2 separate regions of the Homo sapiens genome follow, and region 1 is linked to region 2. A link is a contact called in ENCODE Hi-C data. All regions are on one chromosome and are shown on one strand. Each heading gives the region's core, a stretch centred on a gene start or an enhancer-like site at or near the end of the contact. The rest is flanking DNA. Distances are from core to core; before and after follow the strand shown. Region 1 holds the start of SLC36A2 (solute carrier family 36 member 2). Region 2 holds the start of MYOZ3-AS1 (MYOZ3 antisense RNA 1).

Evidence for each region. Hi-C counts contacts between places; a loop is a spot of excess contacts on that map. Pooled maps may share reads with other maps.
Region 1: a pooled map of gastrocnemius medialis shows a loop between it and region 2 (2.8-fold over the local background). The contact joins the promoter of SLC36A2 here to the promoter of MYOZ3-AS1 in region 2. A Hi-C loop is called at or near these places in 1 of 50 pooled maps.

What each region holds. Positions count from the first base shown.
Region 1 is chr5:151,345,714-151,349,469 of GRCh38, forward strand. SLC36A2 (solute carrier family 36 member 2) reads right to left here and starts at 1,846. Exons shown (of 10, transcript NM_181776.3): 1 at 1,584-1,846. The coding sequence starts at 1,747. It also overlaps a transcript of SLC36A1 not described here. RefSeq lists an enhancer at 1,359-2,272.
Region 2 is chr5:150,671,219-150,674,965 of GRCh38, forward strand. MYOZ3-AS1 (MYOZ3 antisense RNA 1) reads right to left here and starts at 1,251. Exons shown (of 4, transcript NR_186487.1): 1 at 898-1,251. MYOZ3 (myozenin 3) reads left to right here. Exons shown (of 7, transcript NM_001122853.3): 4 at 379-432; 5 at 537-690; 6 at 1,122-1,284.

The sequences.
Region 1 (3,756 bases), core at 596-3,095, 680 kb after region 2:
AATCAGAATTTAACTTTGGGCCACTCAACCAACTTGAAAACATAGTGCGGTAAGTCATGCAAAGCACCAAACTGGGAGTTGGGAGACATGGGCTCCAACTCTAACTCCTTTCTTTTTGGTCACCTTGGACTGTCATCTTATTCACAGCAGCCAACACTTACAGACACTGTGTCTGGGGTATTTATGCTCAAATCTCCCAGGAGGAGAGAACTATCATTGACAGAGGAGAAACTGGACACAAAGAAGTTCCAGCATTTGCTCTAGCTGGTAAGCAGCTAAGTGGGAATTCGAGTCTGGGTGAGCCAACCCCATCGTTGCCACGCTTACTCAGCCCGTTATTTGGCTTCTCCCCAAGCCACGTGTCTCCCTTTAGCTCTCACTTGCTTTATTCCTTTGATCCTTAAGTTGCTGAAATTGCCATCAAACCTTGTATCAGTTCAGGACACAAGAGACAGGTGGTTCCCTCAAGGCCTCTGACTGAGAAAATGCCTCTACTTAGCAGTGGCTGGCCCCAACTTACAGACAGCACACTCTCAGGGTCACTAATACTTAGCAACTTCCAGGACTAGCCCTGGGGCGACAGCACAGGCAGCAGGGCCAGTCACTGTGTCCATCCCTAAATTGTCCTGCTGGATGGCTGTGGGGAGGGGCTTTGCCTGCCCCTTACAGTCCCTCCCTGCAGTGCACCCCCGAGAAACACATCCTCCGATTTTGTTTCCATGCACCCTCCTTTAGTTCACACTGCCACCTGTTTTGCATGTCAGAAAACTGGAACTTAGAGAAGGAGCAGAGAAACCACTTGAACTCAGGCCTTCTGATTCTCTGTCCAGTGCTCTTTCTACTATCTAGTGGTGCAAAAACTTTCTTCTTAAAGCAGCAGAACCTCTTCACTACCACACCCCACACCTTTTGTTCCTAAGTAAACTAGCAAGTCTGGTTGGGTGGTGGGGTCAGATGTGGGGAAGGGAGCTGCAGCCCTGTAGCTTGGCTTCCCTCTTTTTTTATGTTTTGGAAGCCTTGTGAATAACCCCCACTCCCCACTCCCTGGAAAGTGGAAAAAACTAGAACTTTCCACAAAGTGTGTTTTTTAGAGTCATCTATGCTTCTCAGTTGAAGTAGAGGCCAGGCTTACTGCAGGAAGGAGGCAGGGAGGAGGAAATACTTAGTGGTCAGTGAGGCCACTGTGGTTTTAAGCTCAGGACTCACCTTCTCCTCCAAGTAGTTAGGGATTCTACCTCTATCCCCAATCTTAACATCGCTGGCCAGGAACAAAAATGTGGCTTTAGGGCCAGCACTGAATTCTAGCCCTTATCCTGCCAATGACTCAGTATGTGGTCCAGGGTAATTGAGCCTCAGTTTCCCCACCTGTGCCTTTTGGGATCTGGATCACTATGTCCCTAAGGGCTTTTCTGACAGCCTTTACTTCTGCCTCAGCTTGACTCAGCCCATGACTGCACCTTTTGCAACCTTGGTTTCTCATCTGCACAGTGGGTTGAGGGTCAGACACACCCACCTCAGGGTTTTTGCCAATGCAAGCTTCAGGCTAGAAAGCAGAAATAGGGATGGCAGAAAACAGCACTCACGTTATGCCCTTGGTCTTCTTCAAGCCTGCTGACTCTGAAGGACTTTCATCCAAGAATGTAGAGTCCTTGTTCTCCAACTTCTTGGCACTTTCAGGAGGCGACATAAGGTCCAATTTGATGGCAACGGCTCCCTGGGGACCCTCAGTACTTTTTGTCACAGACATGACTGCTTAAGAAACAAGGAGCTCGGGGTGACAAAGAGGTCTGCTCTGGAAGGAGGGAAGCAGGAAGGTGTCTAGTGTAGATGTACACCCCAGCACAGTGGTGTGTGCCCGGGCTGGCTCTGGCCAAGCTGGAACGAGGCCCCGCCCACCTCCCTGGAGGGCACCTCTTCCTGCCTGGAGAAGCCAGTGGACGAGGACTCCTGGGAAGAGGAGGAGAGGAAGGAGGGATTTGGAAAAGGCATCACCCATTCGTATTGGTATTACTTAATAATAATCATAATGATAACTATTATACTGATAATTTTAATAACAAATATCTATTAAGCCCTGTACTAAGGGATAAGCAATCCTCTAAGTGTTTTATCTACATTTTCTCATTTAACCCTATCAATTAAGTAAGGAGAAAACTGAGGTTTCTTGAAGTAAAGGAATCTGCCCGAGGTCAGATAGCTAGAAAGTGACAGAGTTGGAACCTAGCCCAATTTGTCAAGGTTTTCAACCAGTAACCTATTTCTGTCTCCAAGAAAATACCTACAAATCCCTCTCCTTTTATTCATCTCAGGGTAGAGGTTTCCATGTCTCACTGGCTCCACAGTCTGCTGTAAGACATCCCTTCTTGCAGCACCCCATTCTTAAATTGGAACAAAAAAGGGACAGTCACTCAGTCATCTCTAATTAATTCTTAGCTTTTGTGAGGCTCCATGGAGTGAGTAAAGAGTGTTCTTCTGGAAACGGGGAAGAGGCTGAGATTGTATGACTCCCAGCCACAGTTTGCTGGGCAAGATACTGGCGCCAGGAGGTGGTGAGATTTGTCTAAGGTCACACATGAAATCCAGGATAGAACTCTGCAGCTAAAGATGGTCTTGGGCGTTTCTCTAGTATCCCACTCTCTGTCATTATCTCTGCTTCAGTGCAGATGAACAGGCCAAAATTTCCTCCTCCCTCAAAATTACAGCTTTTGACTCAAGCCATACCACTCTCTCCTCCATCATCTCATCCCCAAAACTAACATTTCTTAAGGGCTTATTACATGCCACAAGCTTTGCTTAGCTAATGTCACTGCTAACTGGTAGCATCCAAGACAGATTTGTCAGGCCCCTCCCTTACATGGGGCTCTTTCCAAGGTCCTGTATGCAATTTTGAATGGACAATTTTGTATTGCTTTTTTCTTAAAGAGGTCCTCCTTACCACTACTTTCCCCTTCTCCATGGGATAAGCTTCAAGCTCCACAAAGCCTGGCTACTTCTGTGGGTTAGCTTTGTTAGTTTGTTTTTACAGATGTGGAAATTGAGGCTCAGAGAGGAAAAGAATAACTTGCTGGAGGTCACAGCTGGAACTCGGTAAATCCGAACTCCCCGCTAGCCAGGTTTTTTTTGGTTGTTGTTGTTTGTTTTTTGTTTTGTTTGTTTGTTTTTTCTGAAGCCTGCAGCTTTGACCACAGCACTGTCTCCTTTGTTTTAATGCTGGCCCCACCCTGCCAGCTTCTTGTCCTGAATCAACTGAAACACTTGCTGTGATTTGAGAAGTGTTATTCCCTTGTCTGGCACCATTACATGGCAGTATTACTGGTCTGTGAAGTAGCAGGCTGCATCCTGTGACCTGCTCGTTTACAGCCTGAGATTCCACAATTTAAATTTGTAATCTCAGATTTGATGTCGCAGGTGGAGCTCTGTGTTCCTGCTCGAGCAAGGTCAGTAATAAGATTGTTGAGGAGCTTGCTATGTTTAGATATGAGCTAGTTCTTGCCTTCCTCTCCAGGTTTTGAGAAGAACTCTGAATTATCTTCAGGCCTTTTGGAAAGGGGTGGCTGGAATATCAGTGTTTGGCCAGAGCTCTTCCCAGGCATCGTCAGTGAAAAAAAAGCTTGTAGGGTGGGGCTCCACACCCCAACTCATTGCACCACATGTTAGCAGGCAGGAGGTCTTCTCCTAGGGTGGGGATGTCCAAAATAAGCCCTTCCAACACGAGTGGCCCAGGCATCCGAAGCCCTGGGTTCCGCTATGGCTCTA
Region 2 (3,747 bases), core at 1-2,500:
CAAAACACCCGCCTTTGCTATGTGCCTAAGACAATGCTAGCTAAGCACTTTGCAGGTATCTCATTTAATGCTCATAGACCCCTCTGAGGAAGAGATCTTCATCACCATCATCCTCATTCTATCGAGAAGGACATTGAGGCTCAGGGAAATTAAGTATCTTGCCCGGACTCGGCATTACAATAGCAATTAACATATATCGAGTATTTCTCGGTCCCAGGCACTGGGTTTAGCGTTGTAAACTAGTAACTCATCCTTGTTCCCCGATGATGGGCGTTAGGATTCTTGCCTCCCCCCGACCTTTTTTTTTGGTGGAGGGAGAACCCTGGTCCCCTGCCCCGCTGAGCTTCTCTGCGGTTTATTCTACCCCCTCGTTCCCAGATGCTGGCCGGAAGCGCCAGGAGGAAGGTGACTGGAACAGCGGAGTCGGGGACGGTGAGCGTGGAGGGGAGCTCCCTGGAAGGGAAGCTGGGGGAAGGGGAGCGCGGCTGGGGGCGGGAGGTCGTCGGTGGCCTCTGAGAACCCGCCCCTGTGCCCAGGTTGCCAATGCCAATGGCCCTGAGGGGCCGAACTACCGCTCGGAGCTCCACATCTTCCCGGCCTCACCCGGGGCCTCACTCGGGGGTCCCGAGGGCGCCCACCCTGCAGCCGCCCCTGCTGGGTGCGTCCCCAGCCCCAGCGCCCTGGCGCCAGGTGAGTGGCCTCCTCGGGTCCCGGGACCAGGGCTGGGGGGCCTGAAGCATGGGTGTGCTCCCCATGGGGCAGGAAGAGCACCCAGAAGGCTAGTCCGCCCCCTTCCCCAACACACACGCGCACGCGCGCACTCCCCTCGCCAGACCACGAGCCGGAGGGGCGCCGCGCCCCAGGTCACACAGCGAGTCAGCCAAGGCCAAGACCAACCCGCGCTGCGAACTCGTGGCTTCCTCACTGCAGTCCTCCGTGTTTCCTGGGATGGGGAGGGGTCTCCTGTGCTGGAGCAACTGTGGCTTCCCATTCCCGCCGTCCTCTCCCCTAACTCCGATCTTCCCTCCTCCAACCGCGTCCGCGGAATGGGGGTGGGGCGAGGTGGGGTTGGGGGCTGAGGGTGGAAGAACGGAGGCGCTCCCTTCCCCCCGCGCCCCTAGGCTATGCGGAGCCGCTGAAGGGCGTCCCGCCAGAGAAGTTCAACCACACCGCCATCTCCAAGGGCTACCGCTGCCCTTGGCAGGAGTTCGTCAGCTACCGGGACTACCAGAGCGATGGCCGAAGTCACACCCCCAGCCCCAACGACTACCGAAATTTCAACAAGTAAGGCGGGGCGGGCAGCCCGGGGGACAGACCGGGAGGGGCGGGAAGCCAGTCACAGCCACAGCGGGAGCCTGCGTTTCCTGAGCACTTTCTGCAGGCCAGGCTCTGTCCCCAGCGCTTTCTATTCATTGACTGAGCTCTGGCTGGAACAGCGCCTCCGCACCTGGTAGGTGCTCAGTTAACGTGGGAGAAATGAAGAGTGAAGGTGCCGCACATCTTGGATATTCTCCAGGACATGGTGGGCGGGTGCTATGAGTTTTCCTGTTCTGCAGATGAAGAGGCTGCGGCTCAGGAATATGAACAACCCGGCCAAAGCCACAAAACAAGGAAGCACCGGCAGGGCCGGGATTCAGGTCTGGGTTTGTCTGACTCCAGAGCCCAGTGCCTTGTTCTCCATGGCTGCTGTGTGCTACCTCTTTGATGAACATCTAGATTTGTGTCCTTCTCTGAGGGGTCCCCAGATTTCAGCAGTTCGAGGCCAGCTCAGCTTTTCCTTTCACCAATGGCCTAGAAGAGGCCAACAAGGTAGCTTTGAGGCTGCCCCAAAGTGGAGAGTGGCAGTGAAACATTGGACGCCAGAGTGAGGGCCACAGCGCAGTGGCCTATATGGGTTTAGAGCGTGAGGCCTCCACGTGGACTTGAATGCAGACCCCAGGCCTGCCCGTGTTGACCTTGGGCAAGTGACTTAACCTCTCTGAGCCTCCATTGCCCCACCTGTAAAATGAGGGGTTTATAGTACCTGCTTCATAAAGTTGCTATGGAGATGACACGAGAAGCCATAGGTAAAGTTTCTGGCAAGTAAGACACTTGCAACAAACAATAGCTATTATTGTTGTTGTTGTTATTATTATTATTTGAGACGGAGTCTCACACTGTCACCCGGGCTGGAGTGCAATGGCGCAATCTCAGCTCACTGCAACCTCTTCCTCCTGGGTTCAAGCGATTCTCCTGCCTTAGCCTCCCTAGTAGCTGGGATTACAGGCGCCCACCACCGTGCCCGGCTAATTTTTTGTATTTTTAGTAGAGACAGGGTTTCACTATGTTGGCCGGGCTGGTCTCGAACTCCTGAACTCGTGATCCACCCGCCTTTGCCTCCCAAAGTGCTGGGATTACAGGCATGAGCCACCGCCCCCGGCGTATTATGATTATTATTTACAGCTGAGATGAAGTTTGGACAGGGGAGAGCTTGAAAGGGATACATTTACCATTCTGCACTGAGGGCCTGAAAACAAACCATAGGAATCAAGACAGGAGCTTGGCACTGGGGGAAGGCCTTGGGCTGAGGAGTGCATGTTAACTGCATTGGCTTCCTTGGTCTGGTGCTATTTTTGAATATGCTCCTCTGGTTTGGGCTGCATTTAGTGAGGAAAAGGGGAGTCCACAGAGAGGACGCCACGGTCCTGCTCTTCTGGCATTTGCTCAGACCACACGTGGAGACTGGGTCTGTCTAAGACAGACGGGTGGGCGCCAGAGCCTAGCTAGGCCTGGAAAATCAGCACATATGAGGAAGGGCTGAAGGAACTGGGGGTGATCTGCCTTGAGAAGAGACAGCTCCAGAGGGATGTGACTGCCCTCAAATATCTGAATAGGCAGAGACTTCCTGATGGGAAGAATTGGGCTTAGCATGCGCTGTGTGAGTCACGAGCCATTAACAGACATTCTGGAGTTCCCTGGCAGGCAGGACTGCCCTATCTCCTCCTGGGCCCTCAGACCCTGCCTGCCCAGTCATTTGAAACCTGCAGCAGACATTCAGTCCTGGCAGGCAGCTTCCAGGCTGGGCCACTCAGGTTGCATCTCCCACTGATCTCATGCCTCATGTATGACAGCAAGGCACATTCCCACCAGCAGAAAGAGGCTCTTAGGGAGCCCTGCATCCAGACCTCTTCTGAGGGAGAAAGACCAACTGAGGCATAGAGAAGAGAAACAGCAGTTTGGGTGGCCAAGATGTGCTCAGCTTCCAGGGTCCTGGGCTCCCAGTCAAGGGCCTGACTGTGGGCCTTGCATGGCTTGGACACCACCCAGCCTGTTCCTGTGAGGCCTGGCTGTTGCCACCAAAACTGGGGTGGTCCAGGCAGAAATGCTTTCCTGGCTGGGACTCAGGCCCTGGCTCAAGGTTTGTCTTTCCACCCCAGAGGCAAGCACTCTCCTCTTCCCACTGGTCCCAGGCTGCTGGAAAAACAACACAAGCAATGATTTTTATTTTTCTTAAAATTAAGAAACAGTATTAAGGCCGGGCGCAGTGGCTCATGCCTGTAATCCCACTTTGGGAGGCCGAGGGAGGCGGATCACTTGAGGTCAGAAGTTCAAGACCAGCCTGGCCAACATGATGAAATCTCATTTCTACTAAAAATACAAAAATTAGCTGGGCTTCTTGGCACACACTTGTAATCCCAGCTACTCAGGAGGCTGAGGTGGGAGAATCGCTTGAACCTGGGAGGCGGAGGTTGCAGTGTGCCGAGATCC